Linked DNA regions of Homo sapiens: region 1 is linked to region 2. A link is a contact called in ENCODE Hi-C or POLR2A ChIA-PET data. All regions are on one chromosome and are shown on one strand. Each heading gives the region's core, a stretch centred on a gene start or an enhancer-like site at or near the end of the contact. The rest is flanking DNA. Distances are from core to core; before and after follow the strand shown. Region 1 holds the start of NPRL2 (NPR2 like, GATOR1 complex subunit). Region 2 overlaps SEMA3F-AS1 (SEMA3F antisense RNA 1).

What was found. Hi-C counts contacts between places; a loop is a spot of excess contacts on that map. ChIA-PET counts read pairs that join two places held with the same protein, here RNA polymerase II (POLR2A). Pooled maps may share reads with other maps.
Region 1: a pooled map shows a loop between it and region 2 (2.4-fold over the local background). The contact joins the promoter of NPRL2 here to the enhancer-like site in region 2. A Hi-C loop is called at or near these places in 1 of 50 pooled maps. POLR2A ChIA-PET finds 5 or more read pairs at or near these places in 3 of 52 experiments (GM10248, WTC11 and activated T-cell).

The regions. Positions count from the first base shown.
Region 1 is chr3:50,349,488-50,353,599 of GRCh38, forward strand. It overlaps NPRL2 (NPR2 like, GATOR1 complex subunit), which reads right to left and starts at 1,288. Exons shown (of 11, transcript NM_006545.5): 1 at 1,088-1,288; 2 at 444-535; 3 at 178-346; 4 at 1-7. The coding sequence starts at 1,165. CYB561D2 (cytochrome b561 family member D2) reads left to right here and starts at 1,375. Exons shown (of 4, transcript NM_001291284.2): 1 at 1,375-1,497; 2 at 1,922-2,073; 3 at 2,522-2,559; 4 at 3,754-4,112. The coding sequence starts at 1,947. It overlaps LOC127898564 (CYB561D2-LOC101928965), which reads left to right and starts at 1,375. Exons shown (of 5, transcript NR_183066.1): 1 at 1,375-1,497; 2 at 1,922-2,073. RefSeq lists an enhancer at 1,330-1,549.
Region 2 is chr3:50,120,366-50,124,609 of GRCh38, forward strand. It overlaps SEMA3F-AS1 (SEMA3F antisense RNA 1), which reads right to left. Exons shown (of 4, transcript NR_135301.1): 3 at 2,160-2,223. Among named protein-coding and RNA genes, the nearest start is that of RBM5-AS1, 22 kb to the left of the region's middle. RefSeq lists enhancers at 1-811, 812-1,689, 2,675-3,175. Within about 2 kb of position 1,351, at least 3 of the 41 ENCODE cell types and tissues checked have a DNase peak (open chromatin) inside an H3K27ac peak, as active enhancers do.

The DNA.
Region 1 (4,112 bases), core at 38-2,537, 230 kb after region 2:
TCTCTAGCTAGACAGAGCATGGAAAGCATGGTGGGCACATCCCAGGACCCCTGGCTGGTTGGCTGCCCTGAGTCCTGAGCTGGTTTGCAGGGTCCCAGGTTTGGGGGACTTTGGAGACATGGGAACACCTTCCCCAACTCTGCCTGTCGGTAAACCCAAGCCCATCTCATTGCAGACCTCTAGTGTGGTCAGATAGCCAGCCAGCTTTTTAACAATGGGCTCGAGGGCGCAGGTCTTGGCCTGGGCATCACACACGAAGCCCAGGTTGAAGAGGAGAGCATTGCGGCTGTACTTCTTGTGTTCGATGCACACAGGACAGCCGATCAGCTTCTTTTCCATAGCTGTGCTGGATAATTGGAACACAGTCAGGCCCCCAAGCCTGTCCCTTCCTCCTCCTGGGACAACCCCTGCCACCCACCGCTCACCCCGAGCTAGGGTCTCACACAGTGATAAGCTTGTTCTGCAGCTCTGGCTTGGTGATGATGTACACTTGGACTGTGTCAAACAGCTCTCGGGAGATGAAGTCTTCAGGGACCTGGGGAGGGGAGTGGCAATGGGCCCCTCAGTGGACATCTGTACTGGGTGTAGTACAAATGGTGACCTCCTCATGCCCCCCAAGCCCAAGTCCTCTTCTCCAGCGTTCCCCTCTCTCCCATCCACTCAGGCCTATTACTTCTTTCTGTTTCCAAACATACGCTATGATCTCACCTCCTTCCTGGCTTCTGCATATGCTGTTCCCTCTACCTGGAACACTTTCTCCTGCCTTACCTAAACTTCCTATGCATCATTTACTCTTCACTCAGTTCAGGGATACTCATGGGTCACCCAACTCACCTTCTGTGGGACCTGGAACCCCCCAACCGGATCCCTACAGCCCGATATCCTACAAACACTGCCAATGTGACGTATGTCTTCCCTGCCACATTGGGAGCCGGGGGCCTGGGTCTGACTATCCTCTAGCCTCACAGTTGTCTGCGAATGAAGCAGCATGCCTGCGTGCAGCACGGGAAACTACTGCCTTCAGGCAGCCAGTTGAGCTCTCGAGAACGTCCCTCTTCCCGCCCAGTCCCGCGAGCCCGGGTGGCACCTGATAGGTGATCTTGGGTCCCAGCGTGGGGTGGAACTCGCTGAAGAATATGCATTCGATGCGGCAGCCGCTGCCCATGGCAATAACCGGGCCCAGGCCCGTAGCTCCTCGTTCCTCGCGCAGAGGCGTCCCCACCTCCTGTGAACACTTGTCAGAGACAGCCTCGAGGCCTGTGTCGCTGGGGCACGCAAGCTTGCCAATCCCTCTGCCCAATGGCGCCTGCGCAGCGCGACTCAGAGGCGTGGCTGGGGCGGGGGACGGCTCGTCCCAGGAAGTCCTGGGTGGGTAGACGTCGCACCCGGAAGTAAAGCGGCTCCGTGACGGAGCGGCGGTGCGCGCGGCAGGGCCCGGAGTATCCCGCTTTCTTTGGAGGAAACCACCGCATCAGATCTGCGCTGCGGCAGAGGCAGGCAAGTCCCTAGCGTGGAGGGGCAGCATGCTGGCAGCACTTGGGGAGGCGGTGCGCTAAGGGATTCACGCTGTAACTGGGACCGCAGCAGGGAACTACAATTTCCATAGTGCTCCGCGCCCTCCCAGCTGGCTCTACTGCCGGCGACGGCGTGGTACACGCTGGGATTTGTAGTCTTACATGGCTTTGCGCCTCCTACCTGGAAGGCGGGCCAGCGATTGGTACCAGTTCAGACATGGGTACACGTTGACAGGCCGCCGGCCGTCGACTGGCATGTTGTGACCATTCCTGGTGCTGGTCTTGGTACTGTTCTTTCCTACCATAACTTATTGGAAGAGGGTGGCATTCCTGCCTTGCAGCCTTTTCTCCAGTGAGGAGTGAACAGTGGGCACCTGAGATCCTGGCCCACGCTACTATGCTTTCAGGCTACAACCACTAGCACGGCTGACGATGGCCCTTTCTGCGGAGACCGAGTCACACATCTACCGAGCTCTGCGTACTGCTTCTGGCGCTGCCGCCCACCTTGTGGCCCTGGGCTTTACCATCTTTGTGGCTGTGCTTGCCAGGCCTGGCTCCAGTAAGTAGAATTCATAGCTGACTTCTGGGAAGGGAAGGGCCACTGTTCCTGGGGAGGAAGGGCAGTGGGACTTCCGGGAACAGGCCTGGCTGGTTGAGGGAATTCTGTGCTGGAGCGATGAGTGAGGTGGAGCAGGTAGGTATGGCCAGGGCACACAGAATTCCTGGTTTGTCTTTCCTTCTCTGGGTGCTCCATTTGGCTGCCTCTCAGGAGGTGTAAGGGAAGGAGGGAGGACTGCCAGAGGAGTGGCAAAGCATGGCCTCTGATCCAGGAAGAGGCCAGGAAGAGAGGATAGGTGTGGGGTCAGCTTGTTGCAGAGCAAGAAGGGGCTCACAGTTTGGCAGCACCTCCTTGGGTGATGGGCTGCTGGTATTCCTCAACCCTTAAGGATTGGTATGGCTGGTTTCTTCTTGCCTCAGCCCCATGAGGCCTCCTCTTCTCATTCCAGGCCTGTTCTCCTGGCACCCGGTGCTTATGTCTTTGGCTGTAAGTAGTGGGCCTGGGCAGTTCTTAGGGGTGGGAGCATGGGCATGGTTGGTGGCCCTGGCAGCCTCTGAATCTTTGTCCACATTTAATATCTGTTTGGAAGAGTTGCATGCTCCAACTACTCCTGCCCATGGTATATATTTCAGACTTGAGGCTGGGCACGGTGGCTCATGCCTGTAATCCCAGCACTTAGAGGCCGAGGCGGGCACATCACCTGAGGTCAGGAGATCGAGACCATCTTGGCCAACATGGTGAAACCCCGTCTCTACTAAAAATACAAAAAATTAGCCGGGCATGGTGGCACGCGCCTGTAGTCCCAGCTACTCGGGAGGCTGAGGCAGGAGAATCGCATGAACCCAGGAGACGGAGGTTGCAGTGAGCCAAGATTGCGCCACTGCACTCTAACCTCTAACCTAGGCGACAGAGCGAGGCTCTGTCCCAAAAAAAAAAAAAAACCCAAAAACAAAAAAACCCCCCAAAAAACCAAAAATTAGCTGGGTGTGGTGGCAGGTGCCTGTAATCCCAGTTACTCAGGAGCCTGAGGCAGGAGAATTGCTTGAACCCGGAAGGCGGAGATTGCAGTGAGCCGAGATCAGGCCACTGCACTCCAGCCTGGGTGACAGAGAGAGACTATCTCCAAAAAAAAAAAAAAAAAAAAAAAGAGACTTGAATCAGAGTAATGAAGACCCAGGACCCAGGTCAAATGGGTAAGATTTGTCTAAGCACAATGAGGCTTCACCCACCTCTAGGCAGAAAGCTGAGACATTGCATTTGGATGTACCTCTGTCCCTTTTTACTTTAATTTCTGGTGATGCACCTAACTTTCCCTGAAACAGTGCACCCATGTGGCCAGCTCTTGCCAAGAAATTGTATCCAGCCCCACGTTAGGGAAACAAAGCTTGTGAATCATTTATAACTGCCACATCTCAAACCCTGTGTTTGCTTGGTAACATACGACAGATGACATTTCAGACTGGCACCTAGGAGGAAGTGTGGAGATTATTCAGGGCACATATATCATCCCAGATGGGGTTTTCCACTCTTGCCCCACCAAATGGATAGTCTTGTCAGTGGGGAGAGAAAGAAAAAGGGGAATCAGCCCAGACTCACTGGCAGCTAAGGGTTACATAAAGCCCTCTTCTCCTCTTCTGGGGCAGCACCCTCACTTGAGCTTCCCATCCCCTGTTTCCTCAGTTCTCCTTCCTGATGACCGAGGCACTACTGGTGTTTTCTCCTGAGAGTTCGCTGCTGCACTCCCTCTCACGGAAAGGCCGAGCACGCTGCCACTGGGTGCTGCAGCTGCTGGCCCTGCTGTGTGCACTGCTGGGCCTCGGCCTTGTCATCCTCCACAAAGAGCAGCTTGGCAAAGCCCACCTGGTTACGCGGCATGGGCAGGCAGGGCTGCTGGCTGTGCTGTGGGCAGGGCTGCAGTGCTCAGGTGGGGTGGGGCTGCTCTACCCCAAGCTGCTGCCCCGATGGCCCCTGGCGAAGCTCAAGCTATACCATGCTACTTCTGGGCTGGTGGGCTACCTGCTGGGTAGTGCCAGCCTCTT
Region 2 (4,244 bases), core at 101-2,600:
AATAGAAAATGCTCAGGAGGTCCTCACCCTGGCCTGTAGGGTAGTGCCTTGGAGAAGCTGAGCCTAATCACAGCTCTGGCTAGGGAGAGGTGGACGCAAATGCAGAAGCCCCAAGCCTGGGTTTCTGCAGAGTAAGGCTTGGGAACTTCACAAATGAGGGCCCAAGCGCCCAGAGCTGGGGTGGAGAGTGTGTCACAGATCTGGTCTACAGAAGTTGGATAAGAAACTGGCCTCACCTCCAGAGCCCTCACGGCATCAAGGGTGATGCTGGTGTTCCTCGCACCTGAGCAGCAGTCCTGAGTACCCTAATTAGACCCTTTTGACATCCGGCCCGGAAAGCTCTTCCAGGTGAGCATACCCAGAATAGGATCTGGGAAGCTCTTAATTATATGTACCCAGCTCAGCAAAGGTTGGGTGGAAGCGTCTTCCCTAGGGGAGCCATGGCCAGGCATTAATAGGAGCCAGCCCTCTAGCAGCCTCAGATTGACTTCCCAGCACCCGGAAGGGCACCTCAACCTGTCCCACACTGCTGGTGCTTAGAGTTACCTGTCAAAGCTGCTCAAGGCTCTCCCATGTGTGCTGTGGACCACGGCATCTGTTGTCAACACCAGCGTGGCCTTTCCTATGAACATGAAGCTGAGGGTTCCTGTGAATGTGAGGGTCTGAGCCAGCTCCTCAGAGATGGAGGCTCCCTCCTCTGGCCTCACCTGTTACCAGCATACCTAGCCAGGTGACTGCAGCCTTCACCCTGCATCTAAATTGATGGCCCCAGTCCTTGAGGTTTGACAGGCTGTTATCTTGGGCCCAGGTATCCTGCAAGACCATATTTGGGTGATCCTTCTGGTTTGGAAGCACTAGGATCCCAAGCATCCTCCTGACTGGCCCATCAGGGTTTACTCCAATCCCAAGCCCGGTTAAATGTGCTGTGTGCTGCCCATAGGGCCACCATTCCTCTTAGTCCTGTGTGATGTTGAGATGCTGTGAGAGTAGTGCAATCCTCTCAATCAGGGGAACCCAAATCTTGAATTTGAACGGTGCTCTTACTGAACTAGAAGGAGCCTCCAAGGATTCCCAAGTCCAGACTGCCCTTGGCTGGGACAGCTGCTACAACGTGCAAGGCTTTGAGGGCCGTCCAGGAGCAGCTGTCATGGCTGTGCATCAAACAAGTTTCAAAGCCCAGATGAGCATCCCGGCCTGAGCTAAGCTCCCCAGGCATGCATAGTCTGGCTGGGGGTCTCAAGGGCGCCCAGATCCCAGCCACCCCGATTCCGGAGGAATGAATGCCCTCAGGGACAGGTGGGGTGTGGGGGAAGATTGCCCACAGTCGATACTGGAGGAGGGTACTGTGTTGTTGGTGGCCACCAGGTGGCAGCATTCCATCATCTTTCCAGCCAGGCTGGTATAGGTGGTGGTAAGGAGAGGACTTCCCACCAAGTCCTGAGGTACTGGAGGTTCCCAGGGGCTCTCTCCACGTCTCTGGGACTCAAGGAGACCTGGCTAGAACTTCGGCCTTGAAACTTTCTGGAGTCAGGCAGGTGCCAAGTCTGCCTGCCTTGCAAGTTCCTGAGGGTCTCTGACCCCCAGGGACCCCCTCTGGCTAGATGGGGAAGTCGTCCCCACAGCGCCCAATGGGGCAAGAGCCAGGCTGACCCTGTGCACAGTAGGCACTTCCCTCTCAGCAATTCTTTCTGACCCAGGTAAATAATTTCTGCAGTCGATAAAGTGCATTTCTGCCTCTCACTCCCTTTCCCTACCACGTGCTTATTGACTCACAGAAGCACTGTTGCTAGAGCATCAGATTCTCAGCTTCTGTCCCTACAGCCCATGGGGAGTTGGAGCCCAGCTTGTCCAGGGCTCCCAGATGGAAGCAGGGGATGCCTGTAGTCCTTCACCCCAGTCTCCCAGAAGGTGGCAGGAGGGAGGTGGACTCATGGACTTGGGTTAAGGTCAGAACCCTATAGGGTGGGCCACACCCAGCCAGACAGAACTTTCCAGCAGAAGGTATGAGCCAGGGGCAGGGCCCTCCCATCCTGCTTAGTCCAAGCTGCACTGCCATCCCATTTAAAGAGGAAACTGAGATTCAAAGCTGTTGCTGGACTGGGCTGCTGCTGGCAACTGCTGCCCCATCACCACTCCAGTGCAGTAGAATTGGGTCTCACCTGCAGGTACAAGGTTGAGGTCCAGCCCTGGAGTGAGCTGGGTCTTGGGATGCCTCCCAGTGCCCTGAGGAAAGAGGAGAAAGACAGGGAGAGGCAGGTGAAGACAACCAGAGGCAAAGTGAGGCCTAGAGGATGCTGGAAAGAGAAGCTGGAGGAGTCTGCAGCAGCCACAAGGGGACGGAGGAGGCTGAGGGGGCAAGATAACGTGGGATGGGGCCGCCAGGTCTAGAGGAGTTGGTTCTGCGCTACCCACGGGTGCTGAGATAGGCCTCTGATCTTGGGGTGAATTCTGCACACCAATGGGGGAGGCCGAGGCAGGTGGCCAAGAGAGGAGGGGCTAGGGTGCCTGCTCGCGTCCTCTGCTGCTTTTATGTGCAACGGAGGCTCCAGGAGCCCCTGGCTCTCAGCTCTGGGCGGGCATCACCATCCTGAGTCTGGCTGGACAGGAGCTATTTGAGAATGATTCATGGATGTAATTAAGCCTCCCCCCACCATCCCCTAGTGTGGGCCTGGAACAGGGTCAGGTGCAGGTGTGGGAGCCCTGCCCAGCCTGTCCTGCAGGGTTGGGTTCAGCCTAGGGCCCCCTGGCCCAGCACAGCCTACCACCACCTAAGGGCGCCTAGCCTCAATCTGTAAGACCTGGAGCAAGACAGGGCTGAGCCCAAATCCTGAGAGGCACCAGAGCTGGGGCTTCTTCTCCTTCCTCTTACTCCCCAACTCCTGGGCTGAGGAGCCATCCTCTGCACTCATAAGCATGCCATGTGTACGCACCCACACGCAATGCAGGCCAGCCCTCAGGCATCCGGCTGCAGCAGGCAACATGCATGCTTCCCCATCACCCTTGACATTTGAGGTGGCATTACATCCAGATCCTGCAGACCCCCTCCCTGGTTGGTGTGTGAAGCATGCACACTTGTGCATAACCCCACCCAGCCACTGGCATATAGAAGAGCACACACAAGCCAGACACATTAATGAGCAAGTGTGCAAGTGAACCTGGCTCCTGAGGGGGCAGGAATCAGATGTTCTTGCTACCCCTGAGGAAGGAAACCTGGTCTGGCAGCCTTCTGTGAAGGGAGAGGGAGCCCCCAGGGTCACAGCGTGGCAGAGCACAAGCCGCCACCCAGCAGGCACACCCTTGTGCACACAATGTCATTCTGAGGCTTTCCCCTTTTCAGGTGGGTGGATCTTGGGGGTGTCCACCCAGAACAGGCTTCTGAGCTCACTGAACAGGTCCAAGTCTGCCAGCCATGGCTCAGCTCACTGGCAGAGCTGGAGAGGGGAAGGGAAGACTGAGGAAGGGGCATCATGGTCTCTAAGACTGGCTCAAGGTTCATTACCTTCCCTTCTAACACCTGCAGCCATACCTGCAGTGAGGACAGGAAGGAGAGGGAGCAGCCTCTCCTGTTTCCCTGACAGACTGGGAAGCTGAGGTCCACACCCATCTCATCCAAACCCAGGGCCCCAGTCCCCGATCCAGTCATTTCCATGTGCTGGCATCCTATTAGCTCTGCCATCCCCTCCGCCTGGAAGGCCCTAGGACCTGGGCCTGCCACCCTGCTCAGGTTAGGAGTGTCCAGAAGCAGCTGGGCTCTGCCTCCTCCCTCCACCGTGAATCCCTGAAGACTGGATGGATCTACCTTCCCCCAAGCACATCGGCGGCACCGGCTTGGCTGGGCCTCTCCTCTTATGGCCGGGAGCCCCAGCCCCTTAGCCTCTACCAGACAAACTGAGCAGCACACGTGCCCGAGCCGCCCCCAACCCCGCCCTGGCCCCGGCCCAGGCCCCGGCCCCGGCCCCGGCCCCACCCCCACCCTGCAGATTTTTCTGGTTCTTATTAATGTAAATGAAATGAAATCTGCTCAGAGTGTCCTTAATGGAAAGTGTTCCTGGAATTTGTGCACACGTGGTGGGGGGGGGGACACCCTGAGATTAACTCTTGTGCAGCCAGACCCAGACTAGTCAGGCTGTGGTGACTGGGGCTGGGGTGGGGATTGGTGGGGACCAGGACATTCACTCATCCCCTCCCAGAACTGTGTCCTGACAACATCAAGGATGGCACAGGCTCATCCATATTCTACCCTC